Linked DNA regions of Homo sapiens: all the other regions are linked to region 1. The links are chromatin contacts, found by Hi-C or POLR2A ChIA-PET in ENCODE. All regions are on one chromosome and are shown on one strand. The core of a region is the stretch at or near the end of the contact, and the rest is flanking DNA. Distances in the headings are between cores, read along the strand shown. Region 1 overlaps SPOCK1 (SPARC (osteonectin), cwcv and kazal like domains proteoglycan 1). Region 2 overlaps SPOCK1 (SPARC (osteonectin), cwcv and kazal like domains proteoglycan 1). Region 3 overlaps SPOCK1 (SPARC (osteonectin), cwcv and kazal like domains proteoglycan 1).

Evidence for each region. A loop is a pair of places that touch in the nucleus more often than their neighbours do. ChIA-PET counts read pairs that join two places held with the same protein, here RNA polymerase II (POLR2A). Pooled maps may share reads with other maps.
Region 2: a loop to region 1 is called in a map of dorsolateral prefrontal cortex, with 2.1 times the contacts of the local background. The contact joins two enhancer-like sites. A Hi-C loop is called at or near these places in 2 of 168 maps with a recorded cell type or tissue (dorsolateral prefrontal cortex and mesothelial cell of epicardium), 2 of 37 single-sample maps with no recorded cell type and 3 of 50 pooled maps. POLR2A ChIA-PET finds 5 or more read pairs at or near these places in 2 of 52 experiments (activated CD4-positive, alpha-beta T cell and activated T-cell).
Region 3: a map of prostate gland shows a loop between it and region 1 (3-fold over the local background). The contact joins two enhancer-like sites. A Hi-C loop is called at or near these places in 2 of 168 maps with a recorded cell type or tissue (prostate gland and right cardiac atrium) and 1 of 50 pooled maps. POLR2A ChIA-PET finds 5 or more read pairs at or near these places in 2 of 52 experiments (AG04450 and PC-9).

The regions. Positions count from the first base shown.
Region 1 is chr5:137,252,111-137,256,204 of GRCh38, forward strand. The region is part of intron 3 of SPOCK1 (SPARC (osteonectin), cwcv and kazal like domains proteoglycan 1); the gene reads right to left. Among named protein-coding and RNA genes, the nearest start is that of SPOCK1, 250 kb to the right of the region's middle. Within about 2 kb of position 2,746, at least 5 of the 41 ENCODE cell types and tissues checked have a DNase peak (open chromatin) inside an H3K27ac peak, as active enhancers do; they include dorsolateral prefrontal cortex and prostate gland, where a contact is called at or near this core.
Region 2 is chr5:137,217,365-137,221,219 of GRCh38, forward strand. All of the region lies in intron 3 of SPOCK1 (SPARC (osteonectin), cwcv and kazal like domains proteoglycan 1), which reads right to left. Among named protein-coding and RNA genes, the nearest start is that of SPOCK1, 280 kb to the right of the region's middle. RefSeq lists a silencer at 3,234-3,383. Within about 2 kb of position 1,352, at least 5 of the 41 ENCODE cell types and tissues checked have a DNase peak (open chromatin) inside an H3K27ac peak, as active enhancers do; they include dorsolateral prefrontal cortex, where a contact is called at or near this core.
Region 3 is chr5:137,315,284-137,319,081 of GRCh38, forward strand. The region is part of intron 2 of SPOCK1 (SPARC (osteonectin), cwcv and kazal like domains proteoglycan 1); the gene reads right to left. Among named protein-coding and RNA genes, the nearest start is that of SPOCK1, 180 kb to the right of the region's middle. Within about 2 kb of position 1,273, at least 2 of the 41 ENCODE cell types and tissues checked have a DNase peak (open chromatin) inside an H3K27ac peak, as active enhancers do; they include prostate gland, where a contact is called at or near this core.

The sequences.
Region 1 (4,094 bases), core at 1,496-3,995:
AGATGGGGTTTCACCATGTTGTCCAGGCTGGTCTCAAACTCCTGACTTCAGGTGATCCACCCGCCTCGGCCTCCCAAAGTGCTGGGATTACAAGCATGAGCCACTGTGCCCAGCCTAATTCACTTTCTTAATTACAATTCTCCCATCTCCCCCCATGCTATCTGGAAATTTATACCAGCAGGATAATTTTCCATTTGGTACATTTGAAGAATCAAACTCATAGAGGAGAGCATGGTTCTAAGAAAAATGGTACACATATAGAGCAATACAGAGCAACGGAGAAAAACGTGGATGGCAGTCATGATCACACAGCAGCCACTGAGAATATTGTATGCAAAAGTTCCTAGAATATTGTATGCAAAAGTTCCTACAGCATGAGTTACTTAATGTCAGGCATTATCTTTCCTGACTGATCCCTGCCCTGTCATACTTCAGCCTGAACATCCCTGCAGACAGAAACAGTTCTTCCTCTTTCTCTTCCAGGGCAGGCCAGCTCATTGTTGACCAGATATAAACACTAGGCACATAGTTTCCAAACACATAATAATGCCTCTTCATCTGAGAGTGGTAGGGCCTTTTCTTTGGTGTCTGAGATAGCATGATGTTCTAAAAATGTAAGAAGTTGTTACTTGATACACTAACAAAACTACAATTAATCTGGCATGCACTTCAATTTTCAAACAACATGAGCTAAGTCAGAAGACAGGAATCCCTAAGAGCATGCCCTTTGGGGCTGTGGCATGGATCTGTGGATACGGCTCCACACTTCGAAGCTGGACAACAGCACACTGGTAGGGACACGCATAGGAACTTGTAGGGATCTAACCTACCCCTCCAGGTCCTCGGTGGTTACTCTGTAAAGACAATGACTTCCTATGCCATTCTTTATTCACCCGCTACTTGCCTCCCCAAGCACCTGAATGTCAGGCAAAAGCACTTCCTTTTCTAGAGGACAAAAATCCCTCTACATGAGCCTCACAGTGAGAAGTCACACTGCATTTGGAAACGTATGTCCGCATCTACAGCTCTGGATAGACAAAAGAGGGCACCAACATCATTTATTCCCCTGCTTTTCTTACCAAAGACAATAGAATTCACTCAGAGCAATAGGTTAGTTCTAAATTCATGAAACTGAAGCTCTACAATGAGTGGGTAGGTTGCTTTTCTTTACTAGGAACACCCAGTAATTCTGCCATTTTTCTTTCTTACTCCCTTGTATTTGCAATGAATGAGGCTTTGATTGTAAAAGATTGACCTAATTTACTTATTAGATATTCTTGCAAAGCTGCATAGACATAACTTTGGTAAACTGAATCTACCTCAGACATACCAATTAGGCAGGCTGTTTGAGGAAATTCTATGGGGAGTCATTGTATAAAACAAATTATCACCTCTCAACAGTCCTGCCTTATCACAGAACTGCCTAAACTCAAGGTCAGAAACAATCTCAATAGTATCTCTGTCCTCATCCAGTGTTCAATTTCCCCGACATCAAACCAGCCATGTGGCTGTCTACTCTTACATGTACACATCCCAGGAGCGGTGTCTCAGTCTCCTCCATGGCAGCCTACCCCATCCTCACACAGCTTGGGATATGAAAATGCCATACTTGGATTGAGCCAAAAGCCATCCCTTTGCAACTCCCACCCTCTAATTCTAGGGCTACCCTATGGAACCAAATAGAATCCTCAACTCCCTGTGAGCAACCTACAAATATCCAGGTATGGCTATTATGTCTGAAGGAGTTCAAATGTCCACACACTGCACCAGCTTATGTTGAGGCTGCCCCCAGTTCTAGGTGTCCCACCATGCTACCCCTGCTTTTAAAACTATTCATAAAGCATTCGAAACCATTTCTGGGTGAAGGAATCTGTGCCTTGCTATGAGAACAGAATGATGAATGCTCACTCTTAATCTGACAGTATAATTTTATCATTACAAACTGGGAATTTCTCCTCCTGCCTAATCACTGGTAGAAAGAACAACTCAGGATTGACCTCGCTAAAAGCAAAAATCATAATTATTAGCAGATGCCTGACAACATTTACATGGCTTATATCCAAAAATTATATTTTTCCCAAGGGTATATTTTTCTCCTACAAATAATTTTATCTTAGCAGGGTCACCGCAAAGAGATGTGGCTTAAAATTAGGCATTCTGTGGATTTCTATTGGTATTTTTTATGGCTGTTTCATAATACCTGCTTGAAAACATTACAAAATGAAACTCCTGTATGTACGCACTGTGGTAACGTGCCCAAATTCTTCCACCATGAGAAACCCTTTCCACTGTCAAAAAAAAATTTATAAACTCCACCTCCCCTTGACCTCTCCAAAGATAGCTATCATACTAATCATTCTGTTAGTTGCTGAGAATTTTATAATGACAAGATCTAATATGGATTTGCTAATGTCTTTAAATAAGATGTGGATTTTATTGAGCACATCAGCATCCATACGCGTTTGAGAAACATATGTAAATATGTACGTATGTGTGCAAGGAAAGCATTTCCCACCCGTGTAAAGCCCACACTACACTGTGAAGCTCCACATAACACTGCCCTTGGCTCTGGTGGCCTATAGGGAAGAATACTGACATTCTTAATCCATCATTTGCCTGTGGGGTCGAACTAATCTACAGTGTTAGCATGGAGGAAGGTAACTATGCAGTCAGGCATCAAAGCTCTAGTTTGGATTCTGAATGTCTAACCAACAAGACTGGCTCTGCCTGCCACTTGGCTGAAGAGAGAAGAACCATATGCTTCCATTAATTGAAAGCACAGATCATCTGAACTCCTTGTTCCTGCCAGGAAAAGCCCAGAACTCTCTGTTCCCAATGCTAATCAGTTACCAGCAACAAAACAATCAGAGTATTCCCTGATGGAGATGCAGGCCAACCATTCTTCCTGATATTGTCAATTTCGTCCATGTATCAAGCCAGGCCTTTAGAAGACAGTGCATTCTGAATTATTGAGTTAACTTATAGAACTGTACTTTGGCACTAAGCATCATTGTATACTGAAAGATCTTGGATGAAGTAATCATAAAAGCTTACTGGGGTATTCACTGCTAGATACTGGCGGGAACACGGGCCACCCTGACAAACCCCCTTCTGAGAACCCACAGGAGGAAAGCATCTCTGGCCTCACTACTATGAATACCTGTATTTCTCCTGAATACCAGCCTCGTTTACACATCATGGGAACATAGTGCTCTGTGTGTCCTTCTCTGCTTTGTTAGGAAGCTCTGAGCCCAGTTACAGAAGTATACAGAAACTCACTGCGCATGTGATGGAGTAACAACATACATAGCATGGCTTTGCTATGCCTTTAATTTACTTATACTCAAATGTTTTTTCTTATACTCAAATGTTTTCATCTATTCGTGTTATCACTTGACACTTACATATGCCTACAAGTTGTTTTTTGGTGAATGAGGCAAAGACAAAAACAAAAAAAGACATATCGGGTTATCATGTATTTGGTTACAGATTCAAGGACCACTGAGTGACAGTTCAAGTAAGTTCCTGCAGGGAAAGTGAGCATTCATGGACGTGAAGTGAAGGCAGGAGGAGAACTCAAGTGCATTGATTACCATATATTGAAGTTAGGAAGGGAAAGGGGGAGCTAGAGCAGAGTTCAGGGCAAGGGCCTGAGAGTGACACAACCCTGGGCAAATTTAGGACCTGAATGTCACAGTGGCTCCAGTGGGCTCAGAGGATAATTTTTCACCTAATTAGGGATTGTCTTGCCTTGGCAATGACTGCAACTAACATTTTCCACCTTCTCTAGCCCTTTCTACCATGAATTTTGGAGCCAAAGAAGAAGATGAGCAGTGCAGGGCCATCTACTGTACACAGCACCCATCCTCTGCTAAGCGGTTCCTCCTGGCCAGGCTGCCAGTGCCCATGGAATTACCCACACCCTCCTGGCAGCAAGGAAACTCAGCACCTCACATCATCACTCTTGAGATCACATGGGTTCCACTTTTGTTCTTTGGGAAGTGGCATATGTTTCTAAATCCTGGTGGCACCATATTCTGTATGGATTTTTGAGTATGAGACTTGTGCATGTGTGCATGTATGAGGGCATGGGC
Region 2 (3,855 bases), core at 102-2,601, 36 kb before region 1:
CAAGAATGTGCTGGAGTCTGAGAACAGGCCCCACTTTGCCTTGCCTCCACCCAGGGACACTGGACTAGAGCCTCCCCCACCACAGCCTCCGTTTCCCATCTGTAAAACATGGACTCTGCGATTGCTTCCAGCTCAAATGCTCTGATTCTAAAGATGGGATTTCCTCTTCAGGGATGGGATGTAACACGCCTCTGTGCTGCTTAGAGGTTGTCATCTACATCCAAATGTCGGTATCACACTGTGGTTTGAAATAAAAAACTGCTTGGCAAAGTCAGCCACTGTTACTGAAGTAAGTACTCACTGTACTTCTTATATTAGTAAGAACAGCTTGATAACATTTTTACTGATCATCTACTATGCAAAGTACTTAAAACGCCTGACTCAGTCATAGCAATCTTTTGTGGTAAGGACTACAACACTCTCCTTTTACTGATGAGGAAATTACAGCTCCGAGAAGCTAAGTAATGTATCCAAGGTATCGTGGTTAATAAGTGACAAGCGGGAATAGAAATCAGGCTGTGTGGCTCCAACCCTACTCCTATCCATTATACTGCACTATCTTACTTACCCAACCTTACCGCATCTATATTTCTACATAGGTATAGATGGTTAGAAGGAGAAGGAGAAGGAGATTTGGCAAGACCCAGCTCAGGATTGCCAACACTCACCCTTTCCTCCCCTAAGGCAGACATGGCTAATCAATTACAGAATTCTTCCCCACTGACTTGTGACCACAAATCCATTTCTGACTAATCAGAGTTCAAGATGAAGCTCGATCCTTTATCTTCATCTCTGGGATAATGGAATCCCATCAGAGGGGTGTAATTTGTTTAAGGAAGCACAGCTTGTTAGTGACAGGGTTGGAAGTAGAATCTTGGTCTCTTGACTTTCGGTCTAATGGGTTGATGGTAAGATCTCCCTATGCAAAGGACAGTGCCTTTTCTAACTGACCAGAGAGAAATAATAGAAGGTATACCAAAGATGACCACATCATCAGGTGCCAGAGGAGACTGCTCTAAATACAGCCCTAACACATGGTTCTTGGACATTGCAAGTTATCCAATTAATGACAACTGTAAAACAGCATTCCTGCTTTGTTCTGATTGAAATGAACAATTTGTAAAGCTGAGAAATTAACTTCCTTTCAAGGTAACAAATATTTGAAGTTGGAATCCCAGAAAACTTGTGAATTAAGCAAAAGAACAACAATGCCACTTATTTAATCCTTCTGGAAAGACTAGATTTTATTCACGCTTTGCTGGGAAAATTGACAAGTTGTATGACTCAGCTACATCAAACAAATGAGCCACTGGTCTCATTCCTGAGACACAGCAGAAGCAAGCTGCCAGAATTGAGTCCTATAGTAGCTAGTCAGATTCTTCCCCTACATTTAAGGTGTACAACAAGCACAGGTGGTCCCAAACCTGCCCAAGGAGGAGCTCCTTCTCATCAGACCACCATACCAGACAATACCACCAAAGGTAACTAGCTGCCAGGTACCTGGGCAGAGGCGGCATGGTGATATGAAAGAAAATCATCAACAAGGAAAAAAGCAGTGCCCAGGCTGGCTCCAAGCAGGCTGAAGTGGGACAGACAAAATGCAGGGTCCCCACCAAGGCACTCCTTTGTTGTAAGACCTGCAAGGGGGAACCTTAAGGAGGCATATGAGAAGAAACCTGTTTTATACAAAGCTCTCTTCCCTAGGATCTCACCTGGAATCTCTCCAAATAGATGACGGCTGCCAAATCTGCACACAGGAAATGCTAGCATCACCCTCTTAATTTGTCTAGTAGCCTTTTACACAAATACACTGTGTTCTTTGTGTGAACCTGAATTAATGATGCTAAGATGACAAAAATCACTCATTTAAAATTATTTGCAGAGTGGTAAGTAAGCAGGATTCTGGCAGTGGGTGTCAAAAGATCCTTTCATTAAATGTTAACTCTTCCTTGTGAGAGGTGGAGTTCAGTGGAGGCAGAGGGATTGGAAAAAGTAAGAGTATCCCAACACTTAGCAGGTCCTGCCCTGGGGAAAGCCAGACATCTCCGCTGCTAGAATGGGCCTAATGAGCCAGGAATTGGCATTGCTGCAAATATGTTTCTTTATAAAAGGGGATTCATTATTCCAGGACTCGCATTTCTGAATTCATGAAGGTAAAATTACAGCAATTAAGAATCATGCCTTTTTTTCTCCAAATGAATAGAAGCTCAAAATACCACCAAACAAAACTCCAGGTCAAATTTCATGAGAAAGTATACCTTATTGCCAGAAAACACACAGATGTGTGAAGAAACAATAACTGGCATAGTGCCTTTGCCCAATGTTCTAGAGCTCATCATGATCAAAGTATTCACTGAACATATGTCTGTCCAGGCTGTGTTGAGTGCTTAGGAAGCTGAGGTCTTGGCCCTGGCTGGGCCCCTAGTCTACTTCACTGAAGATAACCTAGGTGGCTATTTTTCCTGGAGAGACATGATGATTTTATAGGGCCTCCATGGTGTCTTTTAGAGCTGCTTTGCCTCCTTAGAGTGAGCAGGTCCTGAAGAAGTAATTAGAAAATGTGAACCTTTCTAGAGCCATGGCCTTCAGGATTCTCTTGATCTAGTCTCTAAGCCCTGGGCAACCCATCCAGTACTCCATCTGCCCCAGAAGTAGATTCTGAAAGAATAGCCCAGGGTATCTAGACACCATGCCCTCCATCTAGTGGGGGTCAGTTGCATCTCCTGACCCAGGAGGGTGGTGTTTCTAGATAGAGCAACAAGAACCCATGTTTCAGAGGGAGGAAGATGGGGAGCACAGAGACAGAGCAGTGCAGAACAAAATCAAATGACCTCAAAATCATGTCCTCCACATCCCATATTGACAACTCCTCATTTCCAAAAGCACCATTTTGGTTAAATCTGTGGAAAAAGAAAACAACCTTCTCTCATTTTGGGGGGCATGTACATAACTAATCCTTTCACTTGAGTCGCCCTGCCTGGCAGTGCCCCCCAGGATGCATTTTGAGTCACTCTCTATAGCACCTGGCTGTGAAGCCATGAATGGATCATCATTTTCTAAGTATTATCACACGCAAGGAACTGTACTTTACATGGATTTAGATTACTTAATCCTCAAAGAGCCCTGTGAGGTTGTTTGTATTTTACCCCACTTTATAGAGGAACAAACCACATCACATAGGATGTAATAATTTGGCCCACATCACCCAGGTCTGACTCCTGAGTCTAGTCTCCTAACCACTATGAACTCCACTGCCCTCTAGTGTAATTGTTGGGTTTCTCTAAACAGTGAGGACACTAAGGACAAGGACTGAGTCACAGTCATCTGTTTCGTCAGCACCTTAGATAGGAATCACTGCTCAGCAGGCACTGAGCAAATGGTCACTAAGAGGCTGTGTCAGCGAATAGGTAGGTGAGTGAGTGAATAAGTGAAGGTTGCTAGTCTCCATACTGAATCCTCAGCCTTTCTCGGGCACACACATGGTTCCAGAGCAGAAAATGTTAACATTCTAAAGAAAGTCTAGTGAAAAAGTCCCCCAACTTTTATTAAGATGTGTGACTTTATATCCATGTTTTCAAAGCATCTTTGCAATTATTCTTAGAATCACTCATTTAACACTCCAGCACAGTAAGCCAACAGCCACAGAAACGTGGCCAGCAGAAATATATCTGCTTAAATAGGTGTGTCTCACTTTGAGAAAAACTGGAATATAAAAACCCAAATATCTATGTAGAAACATAAATGGGGGAGGCATTCCAATTTTAAAAGGATTCACAAGTTTCCTCTAAATAGCCTGTTGCCTTGGAAATTTCCATTTTAAATGTCTGATTTTGGCACCTTCCAAAAATTCCATCT
Region 3 (3,798 bases), core at 23-2,522, 62 kb after region 1:
GAACTGTAATTCTCTCTCCATCTCATCTGTCATTCTCATGAGGCTATGAGTTCCAAGGATCTGTCTTCAACTCTGAACCACGTATGGCGATGGATAGAGAATACAGGTTCAGCAAACTTTTGATGAATAACTTAGCAGCCTTGTGAAGCAGATATGGCATCCCACAACCCCCCCACCATCTCCACTTTGATACATGAGAAGCAGTAGCTAGGAGCAACTGAGCACTTTACCTTCAATGCCTCTGTTTTACACAGGAGAGAAAGGAGACCTCCATGCCAGGACATGCCACCAGAGCACATCGAGTGGCCTCCTGCTGCACTGATGGCTCAAGGCTCTCACAAACACCCCTTTGAGGTCATTTCATGATCATTATTTGCCATCTTCTCCTCTGGACAGTTAGCTTCCTGAGACTAGGCACAGTGTCTGTCTCCTCCCACTGTGTCCAGCACTAGCAAGGCAGGCAGGCTGTAGGTTCCCATGAAGATCTGCTGAAATGATACAGACAACTTATCCGTCCCTCTCTGCTTCTCAGACTTCATGGTGCCTATGAATCCCCAGGAGATCTTATTAAAATGCAGATTTTGACTCAGTAGGTCCTAGGGGAGTTGGGGGCAGGGTGCTGGAGAGTCAGCCTTTCTGATAGCTCCCAGGTTATGCCAAGGCCACTGGAAAGCAGACTGCCTTCTGAGAGGTGAGCCGCTAGTTGTTGAAGGCTTGGCTGGTCGTTCACTTGTGCTATGACAAAATACCTGAGACTTGGGTCATTTATAAAGGACAGAAACTCATTTCTCACAGTTCTGGAAGCCGGGAAATCCAAGATTGAAGTGATAGCATCTGGCATCCAAGGAGGGATGTACCGTCCAAAGGGGAGGAACACTGTGTGCTCACATGGTGGAAGGACGAGAGCCAAATGCTACTGTGTGAAGCCTCTTTTATAAGAGTCATAATCCCACTCATGAAGGACATGCCCTCAAATCATCTCTCAAAGGACCCACCTCTGAATGCTATCAAATGAGCAACACCTGAATTTGGGAAGTGATGCATTCAAATCACAGCGGCTAGCTAGAAAAAATCCTTTTATGTTCTAAAAAGAAGTTTGTCTTTCCTGAGCACTTGGGGTTGTCCTTTCTTTCAGCTATGATGTGAGCCCTCCCTCCTGGTCCTTGATATCATGTGATTCAAGGAATTCGAGCAAAGTTTCAGCCCTGAAGAGCTAAAGGCTGAGAGCTGGAGAACCTGCCAGTTGAATCCCCTCTCTGCTAGCTTCCAGGCCCACAACCAGGACTTGTGACTCACAGTTTATTATTGACAACCTGGCCTTGGCAGCAGGAGTATTTTTGGATGCCTTTACTCTTAAATCCCTGGAATTCAGAACTGTACAAGTTAAACCTTATTCTAACTACTTTTTTCCTTGCAGTTTTCATCTCTAGCTCCTCTGCCCTCTGAATATTTCATTCATGCCCAAGACAGAGTCTTAAATTGCAGGAAACCAGAATTCTGCAGATCAATTAGCCTAACTCACAACATGTAATTTTTCTTATTTAACAGTTAGAATAACACCATTTCTGTGTTCAGCGTGGGCCCGCTCTGTGCCCACTGGAAAACAAATCTACCTGCCTTTGGAGGAGATCCATTTAAGAACCAAAGCCCCCATGGTGCCTCATCATCTAAGAAGGGTGACACTGTGAATCCTTCTGAGGATTACTCTTTTTTCCAAGCTGATAAGAGCTCTGAATGGCCACTCAGCTAGGAAGATCAAGCAGCCCACCTTCTTCCAAGGGCCTCTGGGCACAACATGGATGGTCCTTGATTTTACTGCTTGGCTGAGGCAGAGGGGCATGTCTTTTGGCAGAGGTGAGTGCGGGTATCCTGGGGGAGAGTCTCTGGTCACCAACTACAGCCCTTGTCTCCCTCCCAGTTTTCACTACAGCTAGATAAGCACAGAGGGCTTTGTAAGAAATGTTCAGTCAAGAAGCAGAAAGAGCCTCTGCTTTTAGGTCCTACAGTGAAATTGCTGGAAGCCTTTTCTTCCTTGTTCCTTCCATCTCCTGGCCATGGAGTAAGGGTAGTGAGATCTGGTGGTCTCCAACCTTCAGGGACTTCAGGGGATTCGTCCCTGACCTATATTACTGCCGTTTTGGTGCAATGCAGGACACTGGAGAGGACATGGGCTTCAGCAGATCAGGAATAGGTGAGTTTCAGGAATGGATGGAGGGAAGCTCCAGTCAGATGGGAATGTTTAAAAACAAAACTGAAATTCTAACGGTGTACACAGCATAGTTAAAACATCCTTGTCAAAAAAGCCTCTTGGACACACGTTTCAGGAAATGAAGGCTCAGCTCCACAGGTATTGTTCTTCACCATGTCTGACACGTCAACCCTACAAGTCAACAGGTTGAAGAAAAGTCTGGCATTCACAGAAATAAAACATTACTGCAAGGCCACCTCCTTCCTCCAGAATGTGAAGCATTCATGACAAAAGAGAGAATTCACTAACCATAATCTACAAATAAAACTAGTCACGATGGGCATATTTTCTCTTATTTTACTCCATCAGATGAAACTAGTTTCCAAGATCCGCATAGCTATCAATTTCCCCCCTCAATTCATATTTTTATTCTTCTCAGTAGACACTTTATTTTTGTAAGCTGTACCCAGTTTTGTTTTGATAGCTCACCAGAACCTGGAGTAACAAATACTTTTAATTTGATTATTTAAAAAGTCTCATTAATTTTTCAAGCCACACAACATACACAAGCACAAATGAATTCACCAGACACCTGCAACCAGTGAAGGTTAATAGTCATTTAATGTAACTGCATACGTTACAAGCAATCTTCCTGTCCCACTGCATTTTCAAAGACCACATAAATATGTAATCCATTCCTCTTTTTTCCTATCGTAACATTCCACTGGGGCGATTCTGATGAGCTGTCCCCCCGCTGCCTCCACAGTAAAGTGCTGCGCAGTGGCTGATGGATAGATACTGGGTTTGAGTAAAGAGGATTTCTGCAGCCATCCATAAACCCAGCTCATTTAAATTGGTAGCTGTCGACTACCTGAGAAGAAAGAAAAGGCTGTCCTTAAATAATAAAAAAAGCATGGCTCTATTGTCTAGAATGTCAAGCAGAATTCCTATTTCCAGGTAGCAGCACTGAGGGACCACCTGATTATAATGAGGGGTTTGTCTGTCTTCTCAGCCCAGTCTCCTGGGAATCCCTCTCAGTACCTTGAGAAGAGGTAAGAGTGCTCGAGATTCCTCTCCCTGTAACTAGGGTTCTGGTGGATGGTGAGCCAGATAATTGTTTAGATGGCCAAGTGGGTTTGAAGTGGAAATAGAAACAAATCCAGGATGTTACTAGGAGACTACCCTTTGATTAATGGGAATTCAAAGATGAAACAAGTATTGCCTATTGTTTAATTTTCCCTTCTTTGAAAGTAAAGTGTTTGGGGAGAAAGCTAAGACTCTAAAAACCAGAGCATATATGAGACAGCACAGAGCAGGCCCTCCTTAAACTTTTCTCTTGGTCAAGATAAAATTTTTCCTAATCCCAAGACATGCTGCTGAGGGCAGAGACACTCAATAATGTGGATTTACTGACCGATTCACCTGCTTCTCTGTAGGAAATCAAAGTTCATTCATTCACAGACTTGCTCAGTGACAGAAGACGTTTAATAGATGTCATTCTATCCAGGGCATACAATTCATGCTTTAGCCCCTAAAATTTGCCAAGCAGTGCAGTTGAAAGCTAAAAAACATAAGTCACTTTCTCTATATCAGCAGTTCAAGTTTGTCCA